Linked DNA regions of Homo sapiens: region 1 is linked to region 2. A link is an interaction called in ENCODE POLR2A ChIA-PET data of the cell type or tissue named here. Cell type or tissue: PC-9. All regions are shown on one strand. Each heading gives the region's core, and the rest is flanking DNA. Links, peaks and the distances in the headings are about the cores only.

Evidence for each region. ChIA-PET counts read pairs that join two places held together with the same protein. Peaks named below come from ENCODE experiments on the same cell type or tissue, not always from the same donor. Only the 100,000 strongest peaks of a DNase experiment are listed, where the experiment ranks them.
Region 1: POLR2A ChIA-PET joins it to region 2 with 6 read pairs; 3 of 35 experiments call an interaction of 5 or more read pairs at or near these places.

What each region holds. Positions count from the first base shown.
Region 1 is chr7:12,673,041-12,677,446 of GRCh38, forward strand. LOC105375157 (a long non-coding RNA gene) reads right to left here and starts at 2,550. Exons shown (of 3, transcript XR_927043.2): 1 at 2,370-2,550; 2 at 1,629-1,731; 3 at 996-1,260. RefSeq lists an enhancer at 2,044-3,243. In PC-9, for the core only: a CTCF peak has its summit at 2,020; a DNase peak (open chromatin) is centred at 2,065.
Region 2 is chr7:12,770,687-12,775,092 of GRCh38, forward strand. No RefSeq gene overlaps it. Among named protein-coding and RNA genes, the nearest start is that of ARL4A, 85 kb to the left of the region's middle. In PC-9, for the core only: no CTCF peak of the experiment used is centred there; no DNase peak of the experiment used is centred there.

The DNA.
Region 1 (4,406 bases), core at 328-4,327, 97 kb before region 2:
AGTGTGAGACAAAAACAGTAGGATTGAGTTCTGTTTTTTAGTCTAGAACATAAACTATTGTCTATATAGCAGGATTTCAAATTAAACACCACTTATCTTTGTAATCGTCCAACACACAAATTACACACGTAACTTCCTAATATTTCAGATTTTTCCTGAAACATGCCCTTGTCTTATTGTACTTAGTACCAGGACACCTTAGAGAAGAGTTTAATTGCAGAATTACTGAAATGTTTGAAAATCTGGCTTTGTACAACCTTTCTATCTAATGTCTTAAGATATTATTTACAACAGAATTGATTTATCAGTCTCTCAGGCTCATTTAATCTTTAAAGTTTCTGAAGAATCACATTGACTCTGAATTTAAATGAGCCACCAAATACATTTTCAATTTATGTCATAGAGAGTTGCTGTTCTAAGGAAAATACAAAGACTCATATAGGTTTAATATTTGGTGATCACATGGGGCATTAAGATAATCCCATTTTTGGCCAGGTGTGTTGGCTCACACCTGTAATCCTAGCACTTTGGGAGACCAAGGTGGGCAGATTGCCTGAGCTCAAGCGTTGGAAACCAGCCTGGGCAACACGGTGAAACCCTGTCTCTACTAAAACACAAACAAAAATTAGCCGGGCATGGCAGTGCGCGCCTGTAGTCCCAGCTACTCAGGAGGCTGAGGCAAAGCAATTGCTTGAACCCAGGAGGCAGAAGTTGCAGTGAGCTGAGATTGCACCACTACACTCCAGCCTGGGCGACAGAGCCAAACGGTGTCTCAAAAAAAAAAAAAAAAAAAAAAAAAAAAGATAATCACATTTTCTACTACTAGGCAGTTACCTTTAAATAGAAGATAGCATGACAGTCCCCAACATCAGTTATTTCTCTTGTGAGTGTTAAACTTTAGACTTTATTTCATTCCCTGATTTTGAAACTACATCTGGATGCCTTAAGACCATAACATTCTTCTGGATTGAGTATGTCATCAATTTGCTGCCGATTCTCAAAGATTCCAGACTGTTAGTTATTAATCCTTTAACATTACATCTTTATGATAAATGAAGCATACTAAGGGATAATTGTGCTAAAAACAGGAAATGTACTTTCAAAACAAGAATATGTTGACCTTCCATATTTTTTTTTCTGCCTTCATCTGTCATAGTTGAAACTTTCTGAAAGAATCTTCTTCCTTCCTTGACTCATGATGAGTTACCTGCATTCCACATCCCAAAGCGGGTCAGTGTGTAATCAGGACAGAGCTTTTACCTGAAGTAAGCCAAGTTACAGATCCAAAAATTACTAGTTTAGTAATCTTCAGCAAGTAAATCTCTTAACCTAACTAAGCCTCAGTTTCCTCATTTATAAAATAATGGTAAATCGCACAGATCTTGCTTTCCCTAGAGGACAGTTTTGAGGATAATTGATAAATGCGAGAAACTAAAAAAAAAACCCTGTAAACTAACTGCCTTGCATTCATTTATTTAACATATGTTGGTTTTTAGAGAAATTCTAATTTTTTTTTCAAATGTCAAATTTAGATCTCAGTTTGGTCATTAAATTACTTGCAGATAGCCAGCGATTTTATCTTTCTCTTCACTAGATCAGAAACTATGCTGCATCATTGCTCAGTTTACCTGCTTTACACCAAAAAGAATTCCGTAGTCTAGAGTAATGCTTAAATCTTAATTGCTTATGACAAATATGTTGTTTTAGTTAAGTTCTGTGATCTTCAGAAACCTAAAAAGTAAAAGTAATCATATATCAATAAAGTACTATTTTATCTAACAATTATTCATATTACAGCTACAGCAACTTCATTCATTCTCCCCAGAACAACCCAGTAAGAAAAATGAGGCACAAAGATTCTAAGGCACACTTAATTTGCTCATTTATTCATTCTATAAATCTTTTCTAAACGCTTATCAATTGCCCGGTTTGGAACTAGTGGTAGAAACTATGAGATCTGCAGTCCTGTTTGATTCTTCCTTTGATCCTGCACAACCTAAAGAGGGCGCACTTACCACTCCTATCTTGAATCTTCCCTGAAAGCTTGTTTTGCTTTTCGCAACACAACCTTCTGTGCTAGGGATGACCTACATTCACTACAAGTGAAAGTAAGACCTACATACAGTCCTGCTGTCAATACAGCTGAGCAGTTGCAACTCCTTCTTCCTCCACCTCTGTCCAAGCCCTCTTTTAGTTCTGTAGACAAAGATCACAATATGGATTCATACTGGCCTGGATTGTAAGCATAGTAGAGAAGCAGTCTCCCCTGCCAGAGTAAACGCACCTGTACCTGGCACCATCTCTTCTGACTCCCTCCCAACAATTAAAGAATTGTACAAAGCAATCTGGTTTTTAAAAATTCTGTGAACCTGAAAATATAGGCTTTTCTCCAAGTTTCCGTCTTCTGTCTTCTTTAGTATTATCACCTACATTCCATCTTATCAGTGACTTGAAATTTATCCTGCACCAACTTCTGACAGCTTCAGTCAGTGATTTCCAGTTACTTCTTGTTCTATTAGTTTCTAAAGACCTTACCTTGAGATAATCTGATTAAGTAGATCTGAGTGGAAAATTGTAAAATCCAGCTTCTAGAACCTTATGCTCAATGATAAAAAGATCTCCAGATTCCATTCCAAGATGGCCGAACAGGAACAGCTCCAGTCTGCAGCTCCCAGTGTGAATGACGTAGAAGACAGGTGATTTCTGCATTTCCAACTGCGGTACCTGATTCATCTCATTGGTGGTTGGACAGTGGGTGCAGCCCACGGAGGGTGAGCCAAAGCAGGGTGGGGTGTCACCTCACCCGGGAAGCACAAGGGATCAGGGGATTTCCCTTTCCTAGGCAAGGGAAGCCATGTACCTGGAAAATCAGGACACTCCCACCCTAATACTGTGCTTTTCTATTGGTCTTAGCAAATGGCACACCAGGAGATTATATTCTGCACCTGGCTCAGCAGGTCCCACACCCATGTAGCCTTGCTCACTCCTAGCGCAGCAGTCTGAGATTGACGAGCTGACAGAAGTAGGCTTCAGAAGGTCGGTATAACAAACTTCTCCGAGCTAAAGGAGGATGTTCGAACCCATCGCAAGGAAGTTAAAAACCTTGAAAAAAAGATTAGATGAATGGCTAACTAGAATAAACAGTGTAGAGAAGACCTTAAATGACCTGATGGAGCTGAAAACCATGGCATGAGAACTATGTGACGCGTGCACAAGCTTCAATAGCTGATTTGATCAAGTGGAAGAAAGGGTATCAGTGATTGCAGATCAAATTAATGAAATAAAGCGAGAAGAGAAGTTTACAGAAAAGGAATAAAAAGAAATGAACAAAGCCTCCAAGAAATATGGGACTATGTGAAAAGACCAAATCTACATTTGATTGATGTACCTGAAAATGATGTGGAGAATGGAACCAAGTTGGAAAATACTCTTCAGGATATTATCCAGGAGAACTTCCCCAACCTAGCAAGGCAGGCCAACATTCAAATTCAGGAAATACAGAGAACACTGCAAAGATACTCCTCTAGAAGAGCAACCCCAAGACACATAACTGTCAGATTCACCAAGGTTGAAATGAAGGAAAAAATGTTAAGGGCAGCCAGAGAGAAAGGTCAGGTTACCCACAAAGGGAAGCCCGTCAGACTAACAGCAGATCTCTTGGCAGAATCCCTACAAGCCAGAAGAGAGTGAGGGCCAATATTCAACATTCTTAAAAAAAAAAGAATTTTCAACCCAGAATTTCATATCCAGCCCAACTAATCTTCATAAGTGAAGGAGAAATAAAATCCTTTACAGACAAGCAAATGCTGAGAGATTTTGTCACCACCAGGCCTGCCTTACAAGAGCTCCTGAAGGAAGCACTGAACATGGAAAGGAAAAACCAGTACCAGCCACTGCAAAAACATGCCAAATTGTAAAGACCATCGATGCTAGGAAGAAACTGCATTAACGAACGAGCAAAATAACCAGCTAACATCATAATGACAGGATCAAATTCACACATAACAATATTAACCTTAAATGTAAATGGGCTAAATGCTCCAATTAAAAGACACAGACTGGCAAATTGGATAAAGCATCAATACCCATCAGTGTGCTGTATTCAGGAGACCCATCTCATGTGCAGAGACACACATAGGCTCAAAATAAAGGGATGGAGGAAGATCTACCAAGCAAATGGAAAGCAAAAAAAAAAGCAGGGGTTGCAATCCTAGTCTCTGATAAAGACTTTAAACCAACAAAGATCAAAAGCGACAAGAAAGCCATTACATAATGGTAAAGGGATCAATTCAACAAGAAGAGTTAACTACCCTAAATATAGATACACCCAATACAGGAGCACACAGATTCATAAAGCAAGTCCTTAGAGACCTACAAAGAGACTTAGACACCCACACAATAATAAT
Region 2 (4,406 bases), core at 112-4,111:
CACATTTTAAGGGACTTTAAAAAAGAACATGTCAGTTTTGCTCCTAATGGATAAGTGCATACCACAAGTGCAACACCACCTGATGGCTTCTCTTTCTTTTTTTAAGTGAAGTAGGACTTGGCTAGATAGTAACTGATTCTAGTCCATGAGACATGCATCCATCCCCATTAACCTGTAATCTATGATTGCAGTTTCTCTATTTAGTTTGACAAATGAATCTTCCAAACAATGACCAGCTCTTTTGGGGAATGTGAAGCTAATGATGCTCCTTCTTTTACAGAACTAGTTTGACATTCCAATTGTGCTTTAAAAGAAACATACGTTTTTAAGCTTTTTACTGCATAGAATTAGCATTCTTTTTAACTTTTTGACTATTCATGGACATAATGAACAAGCTGTTCTATTTGTTGACTGTGGATATCCTGTAGCTTCTAGGCTGCACATTTCGATATGCAATAGAGTTGTAATAAAATATGAGCAAGGCAATAAAACAGGAAATATTGTAATATATTTTTGCAATGAAGGCTTTGAATGCAGAAAGTTCGCAGATCTCTTCATTACAGTTCCAGTGGATAGTTTATTTCTCAGCTTTCATTAAAAGAAAAAAAAGTTGTGGATGTGTGATTCTGCTGAATAAAGCTGGATATAAATGAAGTATCTGCAACACAATCGTAGGAAACATATTTTTTGTTTTGCTAGTACTTGCTTATGTTACTCATATGAATAATATGATTGATTTTTACTTTATCTCCAACTGGCAGTATAGTCATAAATCTATCTGTGAGTTACCAAGTGCAGGATAAAATGTTATTTTTCCTCAGTGTGGTCTCATTTGATTACAATTGCAGCCTTGCCTGGCTGCATTCCATCCATAATTAATCGTCTCTTTGGTTTCCAGTTGCAGCGAGGCCAGGGCTGTAACCGTTCACATCTTTAGACGATGGTCTACTACGCCAGCTGGCAAGTGAATGGAGACCTTTCACACTGAGTCTAATGGACGCAGAAGGCTGAGGCTTTGTCAGGGCAGCTCTTTAAATGACATCGTGGCAGTAAAGGTCCAACTTGCTGTGGCTGACAGTCTCTTTGGCACCTCACCCTTCTGAGTAAACACCATATGCAGAGAGGTTTCATTTTGCCAATTTATTTTAGTGCCTTTCATTCCATGATAGAAAGTATTCTCAGTGGTGATAGGAAAATGAATTCCTTTAAGGCTTTACCTCAGGGGCCGGATCACTCTCTCTTTCCTGTGTATTGTGTTATAAAATCCCATTAGCATTAGTGACTGTCATTTTGTCATAATATAGATATTTGTTTCCTATCATATTATTTATTACTTGGGCATATGGTTGCACATTACTCCCAGGGAAAGAATGTGAAATATAGCAGGCAAAAAAGTTAGATTAAGTATCCACCCACGTCTAACACTGAGATTTATTTTTGAGCAAGAGGGCATGTTACTACTCAATTATTGGTACAAAGACATATTAGATGTAATTTTAAATAGATGTATTTAGTACTTATTTTGCTCTCTGTAGTGCTACTTTAAAAACAGCAAACTACATGGGTTCGTATCATTTGGTATAAATTATGATAGAATCTTATAAAGTGTCAGAACTCCAGTCCATTTGTGATTGTTCAAAAAATATTTAAGCCAGATTCTCAAACTCAAATATCTTTGGGAGCCATGCAGGTTACTCTGAGGGAAGTGGGTCAAGTACAATGATTTCGAGAGACCAAGGATAACATTAAGGAAGCAGTCATAAAAAGGGCAGCTCTAGCAGATTATTGGCATGTGGGGAAAATGAAGAAGCTAAGGAAAGTGGGTCTGTTACAGGAAAGGGGTCCCCAGTCCAGATCCCAGGAGAGGGTTCTTGGTCACGCACAAGAAAGAATTCAGGGCAAGTCCATGGAGTAAAGTGAAAGCAAGTTTATTAAGAAAGTAGAGGAATAAGAGAATGGCTACTCCATTGACAGAACAGCCCCGAAAACCGCTGGTTGCCCATTTTTATGGTTATTTCTTGATTATTTGCTAAACAAGGGGTGGATTATTCATGCCTCCCCTTTTTAGACCATATAGGGTAACTTCCTGATGTTGCCACGGCATTGGTAAACTGTCATGGCGCTGGTGGCAGTGTAGCAGTGAGGGCGACCAGAGGTCACTCTTGTCACCATCTTGGTTTTAGTGGGTTTTAGCTAGCTTCTTTACTGGAACTGGTTTTATCAGCAAGGTCTTTATGACCTGTATCTTGTGCTGACCTCATATCTCATCCTGTGACTTAGAATACCTTAACTGTCTGCGAATGCAGCCCTGTTGGTCTCAGCCTCATTTTACCCAGCTCCTGTTCAAGATGGAATTGCTCTGGTTTACACACCCCTGACAGGTTTAGCAATGGCACCAGAAATGATCCTTCTTTTGTCAAAATAAGCCAGATATCTAGATTTTTATCTGACACCCCTTGTTTTTAAATGTTAAAAACTGCAAAATGTTCAATTAAAAAAACATTTTTAAAAAGTTGCTATGTTTAAAGAGGGCTGGACCTGCAAGCTGACTTTGCATTGTACCAAAAGTCTTAGAATAAGACATTAAAAATGAGCTTCCCATTCCCCTTGAGAACTATGACAAGACAAGGATGCCTGCTCTTGTCATTCTTATTTAACATAGTTCTGAAAGTGCTAGACAGAGCAATCAGGCAAGAGAAAGAAATAAAAGGCATTCAAACAGGAAAATAAGTCAAAATATCTCTCTTCATTGACAATATAATTTTATACGTGGAAAACCCTAGATTCTACCAAAAAGCTCTTTGAATTGATAAACAACTTCAGTCAAGTTTCAGGATACAAAATAAATCTAGAAAAATCAGTCGCATTTCTATATACCAATAACGTTCAAGCTGAGAGCCAAATCAAGAATGTATTCTCATTTACGATAGACACTCAAATACACACGCAGACACACACACACACACACACACACACAGATACCTAAGAATACATCTAACCAAGGAGGTGAAAGATCTCTCCTCAAGGAGAAATACAAAACACTGCTGAAGAAATCAGAGATGACATAAACAAATGGAAAACATCCTATGTTTATGGTTTGGAAGAATCAATATCGCTAAAATGGTCACACTGCCCAAAGGAATTTATCAATTCGATGATATTCCTATCAAACTACTAATGTCATTTTTTTTACAGAATTAGAATAAAACCATTCTAAAACTTGTATGGAACCAAAAAAGAGCCCAAGTAGCATCCTAAACATAAAGGACAGAGCCAGAGGCATCACATTACCTGACTTCAAACTATACTATAAGGCTACAGTAACCCAAACAGCATGGTACTGATACAAAAACAGATGCATAGACCAATGGGACAGAATAGAGAACCCAGAAATAAAGCTGCACACCTTCAGCTACCTGATCTTCAACAAAATCAACAAAAATAAGCAATGAGAAAAAGACTTCTTATTCAATAAGTGGTGCTGGGATAGCTGGCTAGCCATATGCAGAAGAATGAAACTGGACTCCTTCCTTACACCATATACAAAAAGTAACTCAAAATGGATTAAATATTTAAATGTAAGACCTCAAACTATAATAATCCTAGAAGAAAACCTTGGAAACACCATTCTGGACATTGGTTTTGGCAATAATTTATGACTAAGTCTTCAAAAGCAACTGCAACAAAAACAAAAATTGACAAGAAGGACCTAATTAAACTCAAGAGCTTCTGCTCAGCAAGAGAAACTATTATATCAACAGAGTAAACAGACAACCTAGAGAATAAGAGAAAGTACTCACAAACTATACATCTGACAAAAGTCTAATATCCAGAATCTTTAAGGAACTTAAGCAACTGAACAAGCAAAAAACAAATGACCCTATTAAAAAGTGGGCAACAGACATGAACAGATATTTCTCAAAAGGACACACAAGCAGTCAACAAACATATGAAAAATTGCTCCACATCATTAATCACCAGAGAAATGCAAATCAAAACCACGACGAGATACCATCTCACACTAGTCGGAATGACTATTATTAAAAAGTCAAAAAATAACAGATGTTCGTGAGGCTATTGAGAGAAGGGAACACTTATGCATATTTGGTGGCAATGTAAATTAATTCAACTTCTATGGAAAGCGGTTTGGAGATTTCTCAATGAATTTAAAGCAGAACTACCATTTGACGCAGTAATCTCATTACTGGGTATATATCCAAAAGAAAAAAAAATTATTCTACCAAAAAAAAAAAAAAAACCCACTTACACTCATATGTTCATTGCAACACTACTCACAATAGCAAATACATGGGATCAACCTAGGTGCCTATCAATATAGTGGATCAGATAAAGAAAATGTGACACATATACACCATGCAATATTTTGCAGCCATAAAATAGAATGA